2 separate regions of the Mus musculus genome follow, and region 1 is linked to region 2. The links are chromatin loops, found by intact Hi-C in ENCODE. Cell type or tissue: heart. All regions are shown on one strand. Links, peaks and the distances in the headings refer to the core of each region. The heading gives the core; the rest is flanking DNA.

Evidence for each region. Hi-C counts contacts between places; a loop is a spot of excess contacts. Peaks named below come from ENCODE experiments on the same cell type or tissue, not always from the same donor. Only the 100,000 strongest peaks of a DNase experiment are listed, where the experiment ranks them.
Region 1: it touches region 2 in a loop (6-fold over the local background); 32 of 42 quality-filtered maps call a loop at or near these places.

The regions. Positions count from the first base shown.
Region 1 is chr11:55,440,111-55,450,168 of GRCm38, forward strand. Atox1 (antioxidant 1 copper chaperone) reads right to left here. Exons shown (of 4, transcript NM_009720.3): 4 at 6,527-6,674. Among named protein-coding and RNA genes, the nearest start is that of Atox1, 16 kb to the right of the region's middle. In heart, for the core only: CTCF peaks have their summits at 4,914 (motif pointing left), 5,122 and 6,729 (motif pointing left); DNase peaks (open chromatin) are centred at 4,901 and 6,641; H3K27ac peaks cover 2,325 bases.
Region 2 is chr11:55,198,962-55,209,019 of GRCm38, forward strand. Slc36a1 (solute carrier family 36 (proton/amino acid symporter), member 1) reads left to right here and starts at 5,379. Exons shown (of 11, transcript NM_153139.4): 1 at 5,379-5,527. In heart, for the core only: no CTCF peak of the experiment used is centred there; a DNase peak (open chromatin) is centred at 5,340; H3K4me3 peaks cover 1,268 bases; H3K27ac peaks cover 613 bases; H3K27me3 peaks cover 478 bases.

The DNA of each region.
Region 1 (10,058 bases), core at 626-8,625, 240 kb after region 2:
GCTACTGAGTCATCTCTCCAGCTCCACGTTCATTTATTTTGAGTTGGGGGTCTCCCTACATAGCCCAGGCTGGCCTCAACTCTTGACTCCCTGCTTCGACTTCCTGAGTGCTGGGATTAAGGTGTGCACCACTGTGGTCAGCATCCCACTTGTTTTTTGAGACCTGGTCTCTCTTTGACACCGACTGAGGCTCACTGACTGTGATAGGCCGGCTGACTGGCGAGACAAATCGTAATTCAATGCCATCCAGCGATTCAGACAGACATGAGAGAACAAATCTGAACTCTTCAAACAATGTACTTCAAGTAAGGTGTTGGGACTCCCGCCCCCACCCTGGGGGAGGGGAACTCATTTCTCAATTTCCCTTGAGTGAAACTGGGCAGGTGACTGAAGATGGAAGAGAAAAACTAACCTTTAACCCCAGCACACACACACGGGAGGCACAGGCAAATGGATCTCTGTGAGTTTCAGGTTAGCCTGGTCTACAGAGCAAATTCTAGGATGGCCAGAGATACACAGAGAAAACCTGTCTTTGGGGGTGGGGGAGAAGCAATAAATAAAATAGAATAAAATAGAAAACCAGCCCGGTGTGGTGGCGCACGCCTTTAATCCCAGCACTTGGGAGGCAGAGACAGGTGGATTTCTGAGTTCGAGGCCAGCCTGGTCTACAGAGTGAGTTCCAGGACAGCCAGGGCTATACAGAGAAATCCTGTCTCGGGAAAAAAAAAAAAAAAAAAAAAAAAAAAGAAAACCAATCACTTTACAGGGAAAGGTACTGGTGCAGTCAATCGTAATGCCCTTAGGTAATATGGCCAGTGCCAAGTCATGACACAGGCCCCTCTGCGACAATACAGTGAAGAAATGAAGAGGGTGTTTGACCTTCCCCAGCCCCAGTATAACCCAGGGAGAATGTTAGTCAACCATGTTTGCAGACAGCTTATAAAATACTTGGCCAGTGTTCTTCGAAAGTGGAAAATAAACAAACTGACAAGCGAGCTGCTTTTGTCATGAGCACCTCTGACCCTAGACTAGGATGGTGAGGGCAGGAGGGTTTGGAGTTCAAATCCAACCTGAGCTGCCTAAGGAGACACTGCTTCAGGGCAAGGGGAAAAAACTGGAAATATGAGGAGTGAGTGTCAGGGTGTGGCTCAGCTGGAAGAGTGCTTGCCCAGCGTGCCTGAAGCCCTGGGTTTCACCTCCAGTCCCATATAAACTGGATATGATGATGCATGTCCAAAACACTGGAGGCAGGAGGATCGGAAATTCCAGGCTAGCCTGAGCTTCATAAGATCCCGTGTCAAACACCCCGATTGGAGCTAGGAGAGCAAGAAGGCAGATGGGGGAAGCTACAGGGTTCAGTTCAGCCATGCCCAGGTCCAGGAGGCCCGAGGCGCCTGCCGTCACAGGAGGTTGACCTGCAGCAGATGACGAGGCTGAGGTGGCACTGGGAAGGTCTCAGTCCTACCGAGGGATATGGCACCCTGAGGGTTCCAGGCCGCTCATCTCTTTGTCCTGAGGTAATATGCCCCTCCTTCCTGCCATCCTTAGCCACCTCTGCCTCTCTGGCCCTCTAATTACTGGGCATGCACAGGGACCACAGCTTCTGTTTAGGCAACACGGGAGCCACGGGAGCAGCTGCCTCTGGGAGGACTGTTTCAAAATGAACCTGCACTGAGGGTAGAGGAGAAGCCAGGCACGGAGTGGGGTGTCAGTGATCTTGCACAGTGGAAAGATGGGGTGACGTGTTCTCAAGGGTGAGGCCCAGAAGCTGGTTCTGCTTGAATGCCTACCAGGCTGAAGACTGTGGGGTTATCTGCTTCCCCTGGGACCCCAGTGCCAGGCTGAGGCTAGACATCGAACCCCCACCGTGGCCCTCGATTCCACCCAGCTACATCAGGACCTTATAAGCTGGGGTCGGATCAGTGTAGCCCAGTCCCCCTTGGGCTCTCCCACCTTTCCTCAGCTTCCCTTATCAAAAAGGCATCCAGAAGGCTGAGCACGGTGGTGCACAAGTGTAATTCCAGCATTCAGGGGAGGGTCAGAAGTTCAAGGTGATCCCCAATTACAAAGTGAATTCGAGGTCAGCCTGGAGTACTTGAGATCCTGTCACACACACACACACAAACAAACAAAGGCACCAAGAAAAGATACTGCTGAGAGGCCCCTGGTCATTCAAGATTATTTGATTTGGATATTCTGCTCCCCAATATCCATGGGGGACAGAAGCTGGAGAGGGTGGGAGAGAGGAGAAAGAACAGGCTCTCTTTCTGGCATTACTACAGGGAAGAGCTAAGCTAATGTCTCACGTGTCACAACTTACCAGCCCTGGGCATGAGGAAGGCTGAAGGCAAGGGTGGGCTTCACACAGGAAACTCCCTGAGCGGTATCCAGAGCAGGGTGAGTACCCCAAGCCTAGGTTCTCAGGGGCATCACACCAGCCAAGGCTGGGGGACCACTCAACAGAAGCAAGGATGCACGACCACCTCTACTGTCCCCATTTCTGACACCCTGCCTACTCTACTCAACTCAGGAAGTACAGGGCTGGATGTAACTCATTGGTGAAGACCTTACTGATATGTGAGGAACAACAAATGGTTAATGGTGATTGAGGGAGAGAGTAGCACTCTTTTCAGTGGTGTAACCACTACTAAGGCACCCACACTCCTGTAAGCAACCCTTACCAGTGCTACTGCAAGCAACCTTAATGAACTCATATAGACACACACATACTCACACACACACACACACACACACACACACACACACACACAAATGGTAAAGTTTAAAGTAGCAGAATAAAGAAACTTGACTCATTTATATAAACTAAGTGGACACAGGGCCACCAAAAACACAGAATTCTAAAACTAGCCCTGACGGACACTCCCAAGAAATAACAGACTGGGGCTGTGTAAGAGATGGTACTAATTAAAGGAGATGCCATAAAGAGGGCAGTGGCCCAAGCAACTGACCCCTCCCATGAGGCACGGGCACAACCCTCCAGGCTCCACTGTTCCCTTCTCACAGTCTCTCTCTTAGCCACCTTCAGTTTTCCAACTGAAAGACAACATTCTCCTTTGTAGAACTGGCATCGTGAAGAATTGTGGGTAATCATCACTGTCATAGGAGTTACCACGATAACCATCTGTAATGGGATCCAATGCCTTCTTCTGCAGTGGCTGATGACAATGTACTCACATATATAAAATAAATATTTTTTTAAAAAGGCAAACAATCGGGACTGGAGTGATGGTTCCATGGGTAAGAGCGCTTGCTATGCAAGTGTGAGGACCCAAGTTCGGATCCCAGTGCCCACATAAAGAGCCAGGTGTAAGCCTGGCAGTGGTGGCGCATACCTTTAATCCCACCACTTGGGGAGGCAGAAGCAGGCAGATTTCTGAGTTCGAGGTCAGCCTGGTCTACAGAGTGAGTTCCAGGACAGCCAGGGCTACACAGAGAAACCCTGTCTTGAAAAACAAAAACCAAAACAAAACAAAAAGCCAGGTGTGCCTGTATGCATCTGTAACGTTAGTGCTATGGGAGGTGCAGACAGAGTAGTGCAGGCTTGCTGGAGGATCAGTGAGAGACTCTGTCTCAAGGGAATAAAGCACAGGGTGAAAGCAGGACACCTGCCGCTGTTCTCTTCTGGCCTCAGGCACTCACAGTTGAACGCAGAGGCAACGTATGTGCACACATACACAAACAAGGCTGGGGAAGCGGCTCTGTGATGGAAAGCTTGCTTGTTTAGCATGTTCAAGGTCCTGGGGTGGTGGTTAAGACCAACAAGACAAACAAGTAAAGCTGCCGTTGTTGGGTTGTGGGTGCACCAGATTGGAAAGGTCTGTTCTACATGAGCCTCCCTACGCCCTTGGGGAAACTTTGTAGAAGCATGGAGAGTTTGAAGAATCTAGAAACTGGGCTGGGGTTAGATTGGCATGCACAAAGTTCTAGCTTTGATCCCCACCATTGCATAAACCAGGCATGGTGGTGCATGTTTGCAATACTAGTACTCGGGAGGTGAAGGTAGAAGGTCTGAAAAATTCAAGGCCTTCCTTGACTACTCAGTAGTCCAAAAATGAAATAAACAGGGGCTGGAGAAATGGCTCTCTAGTTAAGAGATCAAATTGTTCTTTCAAAGGATTTGAGTTCAATTTCCAGTACCTACATCAGGTGGCTCACAACTGTAACTCTACCTCCAGGGGATTCAATGCCACTAGTTTCCAATGCAACATATCAGTAGATAGACAGACAGATTGGCTTCCAAGGACACCTGCAATTATAGCAATATCCACAGACAGACATACAGACACAGACAACACACTTAACAACACATGTTTTTTTGTGGAGAGCAGGTTTCAAGATAGGATTTCTCTGTGTAGCCCTGGCTGTCCCGGAACTCACTCTATAGACTAGGCTGGCCTTGAACTTAGCGATCTGCCTGCCTCTGCCTCCTGAGTGCTGGGATTAATACAAATCTTAAATAGCAGCAACTGAGGATATTTGAGACCATCTGCATTGCAACACCCTGTCAAGAAAAAAGAAAATCCAAACCAAATCAAAGATTTGGGCTGGGGGTGAGGGCTCACTGGGATTCAGTGGCTAGACACTCCAGCTGGAGTCGTCAAGCTCCAAGATCAGTAAGATACCTTGTCTTAAATGAGGAGGAGCAAGAGACTTGAAGACAGCAGACATAAGCTTGGGATGGCTTCTCTTAGGAGGTGAGCTGATCCAGGCTGCCTACTCCATTAGAACTGCCCAAGGCTTGAGTTAGTGGTGTCTTTAGGGCTAGGGACTTCTCAGGGGACAAACAGCTGCCTCTTCTACTATCCCAGTTGGTTGGGATCATTGCATTCAGCTGAGGCCCTTAGAATTCCTTCAGAAGGACCAAATCCAAAGAACACTGCCATCTAGTGGTCAAAAAACACCTACCAGGAGACTTAGGAAGAAGCCCTGTGCTCCTAAGGGACCACAAAGGCATTAATTGGCTCTAGACTCGTTTTGTTGGCAGTTGATTGACTGAGGGATCTTAGGCAGCTCAAGTTAGCCTCAAAGTCTCCACCCAGCTAAGGATCTCTCTTGTTTTCACTGCGAGAGGGCTGCGCCATAGGTGTGTTTTCCCATGTTACACCAGCACGTCTCCTCAGAGTGAAAGGATGTTTCGGTTCTCAGGTTCCTTGGAGTGAAGGATCTGTGATGGTCCAGATGAAGAAAATCCACTGGGAGAGATGAGCTGCCCAGACCCAGGTCATGGCTGGCCAAGGGCAGAGCTGATCTCGTCCTAGGCCCAGCAGGGTTGATTGCCTGGAAAATGCCCAAGGGTCCACATTCAGTTCCCTTCACCCACCTTTATCACTGTCTGTAACTCTAGCTCCGAGAGGTCTAATGTCCTCCTCTGGTCTCTTCAGGTACCCAGACAAACATGGCATACACTTGCAGATACACATACTTACTCATGGTGGCACATGCCACTAACCCAAGCACTTGGGAGGTAGAAGCAGGCGCTTCTGAGGAGTTCCAGGATAGCTACATAGGGATGCCCTGCCTCACAAAAACAGAGAACAATGGACGCTTTATAACCTTCCTATGCACAGCAGACAGTTGCATGGCTTTCTCTTGGCTTGGGAAAATGCAATTCTGGTTCTCAGTGTAAATGGGCAGAGCACTCCACATCATTTATGAGGTGGCTCTAGTTTCCTCTTTCCAGCTCCCTGACCCCAGCCTAGGTCTCAGACACCAAGTGTGTCCAGCATGGTCTTGGGGTCCAACTGGGCCATCTCTGGGGTTCCCAGCTTGGCAGCAACATATTGCCTCACACATTGGTTTTTTTTTTTTTTTTTTTTTTTTTGAAAGCTACACAGACTTTTAAAAAGTGATGACACACGTCTAACTTCAAAACTCAGGAGCAGAGGCAGGAAGATCTGAGTTTGAGGTCAGCCTGGTTTTCAGAGCCAATCCCAGGACAGCCAGGGCTGCAGAAAGAAACTCTGTCTTTAAAAAACAAGACAAAACAAACAAACAAAAAGCTACAGACTAAACACTGCCTTACTTTGCCAAGCGGTTCTGTAAAGGCAGTGGTGATCTTTGAGGGGAGGTCCTCCATCTGTGATCCATGACATATGGAAACGTTGGTGAGTAATGGATGCTGGGGTCTCTTTACTTTCTCTCTCAGGCCTTAAACCCTGAGAGGCTAAGTAAACCAGCTGGGAGTTGCTGGAACCCAAACCTCACTGGAGTAGCCTGTCTTCACAGTGGCTTCTTATTTTTCTAACTACTTCAAAGTCTCGTCTCTTACATTCAACTCACTTGGTGGCTTTTCAAATACAGAGTCTACATAGTGAGAAGAGAGAAAAATCACTGATCTGGCCCAATGATTCCCATTACAGAGAGGGCCAGAGAGGGCAGTGGGCTGCTCAAGATCACTCAGCAGAGAAGTGGCGTTGTGACCTTGAGTAGGAGGTCCTAGCAGCACAGGCAAGCACAGCAGCAGCTTGAAGATGTGCAAGCAGTACCGAGAACATACACCAGACACTTCATCAACAAACTCAGCTTGACTTTATTACATGGAAGCTTGCAGGGAGCCAGCGGGGAAGGCCTGTCTGGGCAGGAACTCCATGGCTGGGCTGGACTGGACTGAGCAGTTGGTGTTCCAGATCTGCCGGGGAGACCAGATCAACAGCCTAGGAGAAAGGGAAAATAAGACAGATCAATGGCGCCACCTACTGTGAGTGGGAAACATTGCATTTCAGTCTGTTCTACAGCCTCTCTGTAACTGCCCATGGTAACTGGTATCTGCAAAGGTGAAACTTTGTATGGTTAGAGTCTGTTACAAAGTAACCAGATGTGGAATTTTGGGTGAAAGGCAGGAACAACCTTTCCACACAGAGCTTAAACATGTTTGACACCTCCCAGACTAAAAAGTCTGAAAACTGGGCTTGGCCAACTTCTGTAATACCAACACTGGAGTAAGAAGCAGGAGGATCAGGAGTTCAAGGCCAACTTGAGCTACATGAAATCGTTAATAATAACTTTTTTTTTTTAAAAAAAGCCAGGAGGTGGTGGTGCACTCCTTTAATCCCAGTACTCCGGAGGCAGGGGGTTGGGGGTGGGGAAGCTCTGTGAGTTTCAGGTCTACATACAGAGTGAGCTCTAGAACTAGCAGACTGGCATTATCAGAGGAAGTAGTGCTGACGGACATGAGGTTTTTTTTCTCAGATAATTGTTCTGAAGTAGGTACCGATGTGGTTGTGTTCCACCATGAACGCATACAGTGCTTATGAATGGCAACCCATGAACACAGAAAACTACATCATGTCAACTACATTTTCACCTTGATAACGAAAGCCACAAGGAACAAGCTCGAAGGGTCTCGTCATAAGCAGGCGCCACTTTAGTTACAGAGACTGTTCGTCCTTCCTCTCAGTCCTTCTCCAGAGACCATGCTTATCAAAAACACAACCCTTTTCTCAAAGGTAAACAAACCCTTCTTGTTTTCTTTTTCTTTCTTTGTTCTTTTTGGTTTGTTTGTTTGTTTGTTTGAGACAGGGCTTCTCTGTATAGCCCTAGCTGTCCTGGGACTAACAATGTAGACCAGGCTGGCCTCGAACTCAGAGATCCACCTGCCTCTTGGCTGAGATTAAAGGTGTATGCCACCACCACCCAGCTAAATAAAAATTTTCGGGGGCTGATGAGATGGCTCAGCGGGTAAGAGCACTGACTGCTCTTCCAAAGGTTCTGAGTTCAAATCCCAGCAACCACATGGTGGATTACAACCACCCGTAATGAGATATGACACCTTCTTCTGGTGCATCTGAAGACAGCTACAGGGTACTTATGTATAATAATAAATAAATCTAAAAAAAAAATCATTAGAATGGTGTTGGTATGCATATCATCGTCTGTGTGTGAAGGTCGGCGGACAGGTTTATTCTCGCCTTCCACCTTTAGGTGGATTCTAGAGATCAAACGCAGGTCTCCAGGCTTGCACCCAAGGTGCCTTTACCCACTGAGCCATTTTCCTGCACCTCGTATACAACCTTACCTGGACGATTACCCAGGGGCTCACAGCTGTGATCACAGCATTTGAAGGGTTAGGACAGAAGGATTGTTGCCACTTCCAGATGGCCTGGGTTATACAGGGAGGCTCTACTTCAAAATGACTTTTAAAAAATAAATGAGACTATGCCGGGGCCTAGCAAACACAGAAGTGGATGCTCACAGTCAGCTATTGGATGGATCACAGGGCCCCCAATTGAGGAACTAGAGAAAGTACCCATGGAGCTAAAGGGAACTGCAACCCTATAGGTGGGACAACATTATGAACTAACCAGTACCCCGGAGCTCTTGTCTCTAGCTGCATATGTATCAAAAGATGGCCTAGTCGGCCATCAGTGGAAAGAGAGGCCCATTGGACACACAAACTTTATATGCCCCAGTACAGGGGGACGCCAGGGCTAAAAAGGGGGAGTCGGTGGGTAGGGGATTGGGGGGGTGGATATGGGGGACTTTTGGGATAGCATTGGAAATGTAAATGAGGAAAATACCTAATAAAAAATTTTAAAAAATAAAGAAAACCTTTACAAGGAGGTCCAAAACACAATAAGATTGTTTGGAAGAGATGGAGGCCAGGGCCCCACCCACAAACCCCAGGGATTCTGGACCATGCTGGATGCGCAGGTCCGAAGCACAGCAAAAGCTGCTGGTGTTGTCATCCTGTAGGGGACGAGCCTTTAGGAGGCTGCACAGGGACCAGGAGAGGCAGTGGGGCAGAATGGAGGGTTTGTGTCCTCCAGAGATCAAATCTCAGGTACAGGAAGCACGTCCAGGCTGTGCGAACCACAGCGGAGCTGAGCCCCAGACTCCACGCTGGCTCGTTCCTGGGAGAGGACCAAGTCCAGGGCCAGGAAAGGCAGGGAGCACTAACTTCTATTTCCTTCCTTATCTACATTTAGTGTGTGTGTGTGTGTTCTGAGTGTGTGTGGATGTGCATGTGTTGCGTGTGCGCGTGTAAAGGGCAAAAGACAATGTGAGGGACTCAGTTCTCTCCTTCCACCACATGGGAGATTGAACTCAAGTTGTCAGGCTCAGTAGCAGGCACCCTCATTTTCTGTCATTGTCCTTGTTAAATTTACTTTTTGAGTCAGGGTCTCTCTCTCTAACCCGGGTTAGCCTTGACTTCCTGGTTCTCCTCTCCTGCCTTAGCCTCCTGTGAACTGGATCGTCTTCACTTTTTAATTTGCTGGAATGTCCCATAGACACAGAACACATGGCTTAGGTTCCAAATGCTCACATTAAGGAGGATACTCTACACAAAGGGGAACCTCTCACCCCCAGTTGATTACAGCTGGCCTCTGCCAGGGGCCCTCATGGGTCACTGATAGAGTCAGCACTATCGTAACTATCATTTACACATTCGCACAGACTGCCTGGCTCCTTCCCTCCTCTGCCACCCACCTTCGTGGGGCTCTGGTCAGCTCACTCACATTCACCAGGCCTCGTGTTTCTCAGTTCCAAAGAGAACACAAACCACCAAAGTGACTGCAGTAATTCATGGGTCAGACACACTGCAGAGGAAGCGAGGGTGTTGGACACAATGAGGACTGCTGGGTGGGCAGGCGACTGTCCTGCTTCCTGACAGAAGGGCACTGGCACTGGTCCACTTCCTGCCTCCCTGGGACCGGTAACATGGAAGGAAGATAGCTTAGATGGGTCACTGACTCTGCACCAGGCTGGGCTGGCGCCACATCCGGCTCCAAGTGGAAGGAAAGGCAGGGTGAGCAAGAACTCATGAAGAGGGATGACAGAGGCTTGGGACACAGTGTGGGACACTACTGTGAAGGGACAGCCACTTCACCAAAGTAAGAGGCTCACCATTTCAGAAGAGTCACATACTCTAAACTGAAAGCACGCTGACCAAGCAAGGTGCCCCTCGAATCCCGTGGGACTCTGGGAACATAACACAGCACTCTGTCTGCTCACAGGAGGCCCTCAAGACCCCCGAACTTCTCGCTTGTATTGGACAATGAGGACGTGCTTGTGACCTTTCCAGAGAGGGGCAGCGGGCT
Region 2 (10,058 bases), core at 843-8,842:
CCATATAAACCCCTGAGCTCATAATATACTCAGGTAGTCCTGGATAATCTCACTTCAAGTTCTCTAACTGAGTCACAGCCACAAAAGCCCCTTACCCTGAGGCAGTCTTCCCACAGCGGCTGAGGTTAGGAGCCATCTTTGGCGGCCATCATCATTCCATCTACATTGGAGTTCTGTAAACTTTGTCCCAGCTTTGACCCCTTTCGGCCTGAGAAAGTTTTGTGTGTGTGTGTGTGTGTGTAGTTTAGGTATATAGATAAGTAAAATAGATGTAAGCATCAAACATTTACTGGTAACAGATCATAAGTATATTTGCTTTAAAATTGTACTGTCTCTGGGCATGGTGATGAACAGCTCTAATCTCAGCACCTGAGAGGCAGAGACCGGCAGATCTCTGTGAGTTCAAGGCCAGCCTGGTTTACAGAGTGAATTCCAGGACAGCCAGGGCTACACAGAGGATCTGTCCAGCAGCAGCAACAACAACAATGACAACAAAAACTGCCAATCTTACAATCATCAATTCCAAAAACATTGCTTTGGATAAATATGTAATACAAAATGGTACAAGCATACATAGAGTCACTTCAGAAATTATTGGAAATTTACACTATCTCAAGTCAAGACCTTTAATGATTTAAAAAAAAAAAAGACACTTAAGTCAGCAACTAAATCATGATTTGAAAAGAATTATCTGTACGTGTATGTGTGTGCCTGATAGACTATATGTGCACCACAGGTGTGTGCAGGAGCTACGGAGGACAGAAGATAGTGTGGGGTGCCCTGGAACTGGAATTCTGGTGGTTCTGAGCTTCTGGGTAGGTGCTGGGAGCTGAGCCTAGGTTCCCTTCAAGAGCAGCAAGAGCATGTAATTTCCGAGAGATGCCTTCATTCCTGAAAGCCCAAATTTAAGAATTAAACTTCCTAATAAAATCCAATCCAAAGATGGATTGATTTAACACATGCTGAGGAATGATTCTAGGAAAATATTTAAAATCTTTATCACTCACAACTCAGCTTTATGCTTCTATAAGAGTAGAGTCTAAATATACAGTAAAAGCATTGCAGTCTATAGCCTACAATGCAAGAGTTTGGAATATAGCCACGGCCATGCACACAGTAGGTGTGCTATGTGCTCAGAGCTAATCCATTCCATGCAGTTGTGGAGAGGACTTGAAGAAATGCCCAGGTTCAATATAGAACCTGAAGTAATTATTTTTGCCACTGCACATCCAGAAACCTTTGACCAGGACTAAGTTTTCACACACACACACACACACACACACACACACACACACACACACACACACACACACACCAGTTAGTTACATGACGCCATCTGAGGCCACAACCCACAGTTTAGGTAGCTGTGCTTTATGCCATACATCCTTGATTATCCAGGATAATCCCATTACAGTCCTGATGGTCACACAGCCTCTTTCATTCTCAAGTGTCCTGGCAGGCAGAGAACCACAAAAAAAAAAAAAAAACAAAGATTATTTGCAATATTAAAAAAAATTTTGAAAGCTCTTGATATAAAAGAACAAGGTTTATGTCGGCTAGCCGTAATTGTATCAGGAGCTCCAGCTACCTTAGGATCTGCCTGGTTGTGCCAACCTCGGTTTTGGACCAGGGACAGGTGAGTGTGCCTCACCTGGGTCCATGAACTGTGACATCCCGGTAGTTTGATCTTGCCTGCAGGTCAGTGCACATTGTAAACTGATATACCCCTTGGTATCTTGGCCTTACACCTCCACGTCCAGGCCTGCTGAGTTCCTACAGGGTTCTTCATTTCTCCTTCACATGAGCAGGGTGTTGCTGGCAAGACAGTCCCATTTAACCCCAGAATGCATGGAATAGTTTGCAACCATTTTCCCTGGGACCTCAGCTGCCGTGTTTGTACCTTAAAGGTATTAAATAGCTTCCTTCCTTCCTTCCTTCCTTCCTTCCTTCCTTCCTTCCTTCCTTCCTTCCTTCCTTCCTTCCTTCCCTCCCTACCTCCCACTCTCTTTCTCCCTCCCTCCTTCTCTCTCTCCCTCCCTCTCTCTCCCTCCTTCTCTCTTTCTCTTTCTCTTTCTCTCTCTCTCTCTCTCTCTCTCTCTCTTTCTTTCTTTCTTTCTTTCTTTCTGACACTGGGGATGGAACCTAGGTGTGTCTGGTGGCATTAACCTGTATACCAGTATTGCATCACGTGACATGATCTCTCTCTCTCTCTCTCTCTCTCTCTCTCTCTCTCTCTCTCTCTCTCACACACACACACACACACACCTGGGACAGGCTCTCTGTCTCTAAGCTGCAGCTCCAGCTTTAGCTATATACTTTGTCACAGTGTATCTTTAAATACTTTGCCACAAAAAAGATTATTTGCAATATTAAAAAAATTGTCCTTGTCTCCTTTCATGTCATCAAAAACCATAAGAAAAGAATCAAAACAGGCTGGGGAGATGGCTCGGTTGGGAAAGTGCTTATTGTGCAAGCATGAAGACTCAAGTTTGATTCCTAGAACCTATGTAAAAAAGCTGGATGTAGTAGCACAGGCTTGTAATCTCAGCGCTGGGAGGCTGAGACAGGCAGATCTTTGGGGCTCACGAGACACCCAGTCTACTTTACTTGGCAAGTTCCAGGCCACTAAGGGACCCCCTCTCTCTCAAAACAAACAAACAAAAAACAAAAACAAAACAAAAACAAAAACAAGGTAGGCTGGCAGGATGGTTGAGCCTGTAAATGGGGACAGACACCTCCCGGTGGTGCTGAACTGGCATCATCCCTTCCCTGACGTTTGCTCCCTCAAGCATCATCCTTGATTCCAAGACCATTTTTCGTTTCCTCAGTATTGTTCCCCTTCTTTGCAGCACAGTCCCTCCTATGTCCCCAGCTCACGGTGTCCTCACGGTGCCTGCAGAGCTTCTTCATAACAATTTTACCTTTCTTAGCTGTTGCTCTAAGATTAACAATGTCAACTCCATTCACTCCACTTAATGCGTTCTGGAATCATGTCGCTGTGACTTCCAAAATACTTTAAACTCTAACAGTGCTGAACGCTTCGCTCTAGCAAAGGTCTATGATTGTGAAGAGTGACATCGTTCTTGGGATACTGACAAAAAGGCACATGGCTTTCTATGTCCCAGCCACAATGGTTACTGTCGTGCAACAGCAGCACGGCGTTCACTGCATCCAGGGCCCGGAAGCTTGCTCTGGGAAAGGGGGTGCTAGAGGGGCCACCACTCGTGTCTTGGAGATCGACCATGTCTGAATCAGATAGTGTACAAGGAAACTTTGCACGGGCTCAGGCTCGTTGTAAGACGTAAGACCTTCAGCAGAGGACATGGCAGCTGAGTGTATTGAAGATGGAACCGAGAACAATGTATCCGCAAAGGAGAGCAGTGGCTGAGTATCTGGCATCTTAGGACCCATCACGTTTGAGGTGGGATATGGGTGGAGCTTAGGGGAAAGCAGAACTGACCTCCTTCTGTTAGATGCAGAAGGAGTTATCCAAAATTTCTCTCTAGCATGACCCCTTTAGGTGCCAGATCTTATGTGATTTGCAAACAACAAGGGAAGGGGGAGAATAGAGTAGGGCTTCCAACTGAACTTTCAAAATGGGTAACCCAAAGGGAACTCAGAAGGCTGCGCAGCAGGAAGTGATGGAGACAGACCTGGGATGTGGGTGGGAAGGAGGTTACTCTGCCACACTGCAAGCCTTGCTGGGCTAATACTCAGTACACCAAGGCAGTCCTCTGTAGTAGGGCTCTCAGCAGGAGAATCCAAATCTCCCTAGGTCTTGCCGGATGCCACTCATGGATGGGGATCTTGACCCAGCAAGTGTAGAGTGGGACTCTAGAAGTTGTATCATTTCTTGTTCATGTGTGTATATGTATGTGTATGCATCTGTGTATGTGTGGTGTATGGTTTATATGCTTGTGTATGTATGTATGTATGTATGTATGTATGTATGTATGTAGTATATGTAATATGTGTATGTGTGTATGTGTGTGTCGTGTATGAAGTATGTGTATGTGTGAAGTTGTCTTTGCATCTCTGTGTGTGTGGTATATGGAGTATATGCATGTGTGGTATGTACTGTTTATATCTCTGTGTGTATGGAGTACATGTATGTATGTGTGAGGTGTATGGAACATATGCATATGTGTATGTATGTATGTATGTATGTATGTATGTGTGAGGTGTATGAAGTATATGTGTGTGTATGGAGTATATGTATGTGTGTGTGGTATATGGAGTGTGTATGTGTGTGTGGTGTATGAAGTATGTGTATGTGTGAAGTTGTCTTTGCATCTCTGTGTGTGTGGTATATGGAGTATATGTATGTATGTGTGGTATATGTTTGTATGAGTATATGTGTATATGTGTCTGTGATGTATGGAGTATATGTTGTTTGTGTGTGTGTATGTGTGTGTGTGGTGTATGGAACATATGTGCATGTACGTATGTGTGTGGTGTACGAAATATATGTGTGTACATGGAGTATATGTACGTGTGTGGTGTATGGAGTATATGTATGTATATGGTGTATGGAGTATATGTCTGTGTGTATGTGGTGTATGGAGTATATGTATGTGTGTGTTTGTGGTGTATGGAGTATATTTATGTGTGTGGTGTATGGAGTGTGTGTGTGTGTGTATGTGTATGTGTGTAGCATATGGAGTATGTGTGTGTGTGTGTGGAGTGGGGCATCGGGGAGTCAGATGGTGACATTGTCTGCTTGAGTTGTTCCCTCAACTTTTTTTCCCCACAGGTTCTCTCACTGAACCTGAGCCCACTGTTTTGGCTAGATCAGTTAGTCTGCTGAAGAGACCAAGGGATCCTTCTGCTCTGGCCCCAAGCTCTGGTGTTACTGGCACACATTGTCTTGCCTGGCTCTTTATATGTACTGGGAATCTTAACTCAGGTTCTTATTGTATCCAGTAAACCATTTTCCCAGTAGCCCCTTTTAAATTTTTTTGAAGCAAGGTATCTTTAAATCACCCAGGGTATCCTTGAACTCACTCTATAACCCAAACAGGCCTTGAACTATTTTTCTTCTCTGCTCTGGTATTGCAGTCTTGTACCATCAGGCTTAGCTGCACGATTTATTTTTTAAAAGGTGCAAACTTGTGATTATAAACCAGTAAATGCACGTTAATATATGCTGAACAAATAAATTTTAGCAAGGCTAAAAATTACGGATATTTTGCATGCCGACTTCCCTGGAGACTGCCTCAAAATCTAGGTCGTCTGCCTTAGCTCTGTGGTGGTCTCAGAAGCACTGCCCTTTCTGAAGCAGCGGCTGACGGCCGCCAGGTGGCGCTGCAGAACAAGGGTCCGGGAGGAGGAGCACGGAATGGAGCGGCACGTGACCTGGGCTAGGGAGCCAGCATCACGTGACAGGGCCCGGAAGCGGCTGTCCAGGAGGCTAGAAAACCATGGCTAGGGGTCGGCGCTGAGGCTACGCGAGGTGGGCTGAGCAGGAGCGGGAGCCAGAGCCGGAGCCGGAGCCGGAGCGGGAGCCCGGGCCGGGCAGGGCCGACCGGTGAGTAGTGCGTGCCCTGCGCTGCAGTCGGGAGTCACCTCCTGCTGTAGCACCTCCCGCCAAACGGATGCTGCTGCTCAGGGACAGGTCACCCGTGGGGTGGGGTCTCCCATGCACCTTTGACAGGTGTTCAGTCATAGTTCCCAGGTGACATCGGCAGTCACTGACGGCTAGCTCGGACCAACCCTTCGTTTGCAGATGTGGCTGTTCGAGCTATGCCCTTGCCTTGGGTCACAGGGTACCAGACCGCAACTCCTTTCCTCCGAGAGTAGGGGAAACTGAGGTCCAGGGCTGTGTGTGGGCTTCCGAGGTATCCCTGCAGCAGGGTGTCAGCTTCTGCAACTGTTTGTTTTCTGCCACGTTGCCATCTGCGGGGAAACTCGCCCTGTGAAAAGGCACTTGTCCCTTCCGCTGTGGGTCGCGCGTCCTTGTTTAGCTCCGCTGTGTCTGGGCTCTCCACGCCAGGCTTGAGTTCTGGGTGTGGTTCTGTTCACTGATGGCTTTTTCCTTTCCTTTCCTTTCCTTTCCTTTCCTTTCCTTTCCTTTCCTTTCCTTTCCTTTCCTTTCCTTTCCTTCTTTTTTCCTCTCTCTCTCTCTCTCTCTCTCTCTCTTTCCTCATCACTCAGCAGGCTTCGTTTCTAACCGTTCTGCAGTTTTGTGGAAGTCACTTAGAAATATGAAATAGGACCTGGGATAGACTGGAGGGACCAAGAGAGCTCTAGGGCATGAAAAGCACAGATGTTAACTTGAAGACCGCTTGCTTTTTGTTTTGTTTTCTGAAATTTGACAGATTCAGGTAGCGACTGCTTATATGGATGGAATTAGGGGGTGGGGGCTTGTTGAGTCAGGATAGCAACATAGTGTCCTGGAAGGAATTGACTTTGGGGAATCTGCAGAGCGTGTTTTAGCTTTTGCCTCTTGCTTGATGCCTTAGGTGACTTTGAATCCTCCCTCACCCGGGTTTACATTTTCAGTGTATGAATGATGGTAGGGTCCTTTTGTTATGAAACTCATATTTTTCCTGTTTGATTTTGTTAGGAGAGATTTACCCCCTCCTTGTAATCTGTAGGCAGTAGCCTACAACAAGAGTAGATCTTGTTCTAAAAGAATTTTACCTGTTTCTAATTGTCTTGAATCTGCCCCCCCCCCATTTATGGCTCAACTAGACATTCATAATTTTAGTTGTCTTTCTCATGACCAAGATCTCTTTTGCCTCTAGTTTGCATCCTAATTTATAGTAACTAACAGGTACATTAGTGCATAGGGTTTTTTTTTGGATGGAACCCAGGGGTTCCAAACACTCTGGAAGTAGACTGCATCTACGGCCGGGCTTCTTAAAAGCTGTTGTTGAGGTTACAAGTAAGAGGCTCGACTCTCAGCCCTTGGCTTTGACCTGAGGCTGGGCCTGCTCTGGTGGGGTCTGTGCTGCTGCAGCCTCTTTGTTTTTATGTCTCTGTTTTCTCCTTAAACCCGGTGGCTGTTTGTTCAGCCTCCTGCCTGTTTAGCTGTCTTTGTCTAGCCGGGAGTCTATAAAGGAGAGAGGGATTTATGTATTTGGTTATTCAGGAGACTACAGTTAAGATCAGTGCGGTAAGGGAAGTGGTTTTGAGCATAAAAACTTTCAAGGAATCAGTTCTCTTTTGCTTTGGACACAGCGTGGAACTCCTTGTCACCACAGGGAGTTGTCATTGGGCATTTAATTGATTACCTTGGGGAACGTTGTAGGTGAAATTGCTGTGCTGGATAGAGAGCTGACCTAAATACAGTCAGTTGTGTTTTCCTTCTTTATCTCTGTCTCCCCCTCTCCATCCCCCCCCCATTCTCTCCGTCTCTCCCTGCCCTCCTATCCCCCTCCATAAGTCAGAGCACTGTCACAGGCACTGTCTATCTACCTTTGCCCTTGAGCTTGCTGATTGATTTGGTTGGGCTGGCTATGAGTCCCGTGGATTCCCTTTCTCCACCTCACCAGCGCCAGGATTCTGAGGACATGGTTGTCTTGTCCTGGGAACTAAACTCAGGTCCTATGTTTGCAAGGCAAGATTTTACTGACGGTTACCTCACCAGCATCCCATTGTCTTGCTTTTTGCCCCCACGCCAACCAACCTCTTGAGGGTTTCAGCTCTTAAACCTCTCGGCTTCTGGTTGCTTCTTTGCCCTGACTGGAAGCTAGACCTGCACTGGGCTGGTGAATGGCTTTGTTTCTGTTTCCAATGGCCAGGCAGCTGCTGCTAAACCATTTCTAGAACCCTGTTCCTGAAGTGATTTCTTTTTCCTGTGGAGGAGAGCCACATTTAATCTGTTGACCCGAACCCAAGCCTTGGGGATCTAACATCTTTCTCCTTTGGCCAGATGCAAAAAGCATCCTTTGGCTTCACAGATCGGCATGTAAGGTTCACAGCATGAAAACCCCAAGATGCAGAATCTGGGGCTACTCGTAACACATTGCTCTCGGAAACCTGACCATTTAATCGAAACTCAACGAGCTGCTTTTGTGTGCCGTGTGTGTGCCCCACACATCCTTGAGGGGTTGCTTTTCTTCGTGAACTCAGCAGTCTGTCTGTGTGAGTCGTTGCAGGGTTTCAGCACTTGACTCAACATTTTCAAGTTAAGGACTTTCCCAAGTCCTTGTCCTAGTTAGCTTTATATTGCTGTGACAAATATCACAGCCAAAAGCAACTGGGGGAGGAAAGGGTTTATTACATAGCTTTTATTATAGCTTATAGCCCATCATGAAGGGAATCAGGGCAGGGACTCAAGGCAGGAACTGAAGCAGAGGCCACAGGGAAACACTGACTTGCTTCCATGGATTGCTTGGCCTGCTTTCTTACACCAACCAGGGCCACTTGCTCACGGGTGACAGCATCTGTAGGGCAGTCTGATGTAGTGGGCGTTTTCTCAATTGAGCATCCCTTCTCCCAGGTGACTGTGAGGGCCACTCCTGATTGTCAACTTGACTACATCTGAAATTAATCAAAACCCAAGCAGCTAGGTACACCTGTGAGGGATTTTTTTTAAATTAAATCAATGGAAGCAGGAAGACCCATTTTTAATCCAGATTTTTTTGAGGTGGGCCACACCTTCTGGTGGCAGTCTGTGTAAAGGACATGGAAGAAGGAGGTTCTAATGTTTTGTTTTGTTCTTTTTTCTTTTTTGGCTTGCCCTCACAGTTGCTGACAAGTCCATACTGTCACTGGCATTAGAGCCAGTCTTCAGGATTCTGGCATACACCAAAGACCATCTAAGACACATCCATACTTGCGAATATATATATATATATATATATATATATAAAATTTTTTAAAATCCTCTAAAGACTCCTGACTAATACAGTGACCCTGGCTTGAAATATCAAGTTGACAAAAATCTGGACAATCTTGTACAGTGTTAATTGGAAAAAGCACTGCAAAGTTTCTGTAGAGACTTTTTCTGGTCCAGGCTGTCTCCATGGTAACAATCACTACCATCACTGAGGGTCCACTGTGTGCCAGGCAACACATCTGACCTTTATCTTATTTTCCTAACAGTATTACAGCTCGATGTACTGGTGATATCTCTCAGATGAAAGAGTCCAGACAAAAGCAGAGTGCCTTAGCTGGGGTTGCCTTCCCGGTGCCAACCATGCAGAACACCTCCAGCTGACCTAGCTCTGGGTCTAGTTTGGGGCCAGGCATTTTAGGGCATGTACTTTCTGGTGGTAGAAGGACGTTGGTCTGGGACTCTGATTTACTGCTGTCCTGGAATCTTGGGAGATCTTTCTGCATCTGTGGCTTGGGTGGGGCCATCTCTTTTGAAGTCGGGCCTGGCCCTAGCACTTAGTGTATGTAGAAACTGAGCATGCTTGCCTGTTCCTTAGCCACTGAGCAATGCTGACAACAGTTGTCCTGTGGCTGCCCCAGCATGGGACTCCTTGGGCATGAGGCTGGATTGCAGAATATACTCTGGTGGCCTGGGTTGAGTGCTGGCTGCCTGATGCTGTTTCTAACTGTTCTTGTAGATGTAAGCCCTTTTCACTTCCCTTCTTATAGACCACATTAGGCAATCCAGTCTGTGTCCTCTGTTCATGTCGTTAGAATTTGCTGTTTGCTCTGGGTTCCAAAGTCCTACTCACAACAGAAGAATAATGGACTGTACTTTCAGTTTGCAAATAATCCCCACGGAGGGCTAGAGAGATGGCTCAGAGGTTAATTGAATTTGTCTGGAACTCTTGATATCTTCTGACCTTGGTTTCCCAAGTAGCTGGGATTACCGGTCTATACCCCTAGGCTGGGCCAGGGTTCCCAGAACCCACATGGGAAGGACACAGCTGCTTGTAAGACTTCAGGAACTTGCCTTTTCTGACACAAAATGCACATAATAAATCTTAAAAACTGTTTAAAAGAATTAACACCGGCACCTGACTGTTGTGGGAGGCAAAGCCTGAAGTGTAGGCATCAAATATGATTATATATTTTGAAGCACTTTATATAAATTACTGTGATCAGGGTCACCTAGGAAGCTCAGTACAACTAAAGCTGTGGAGTGTTGGGGTGCA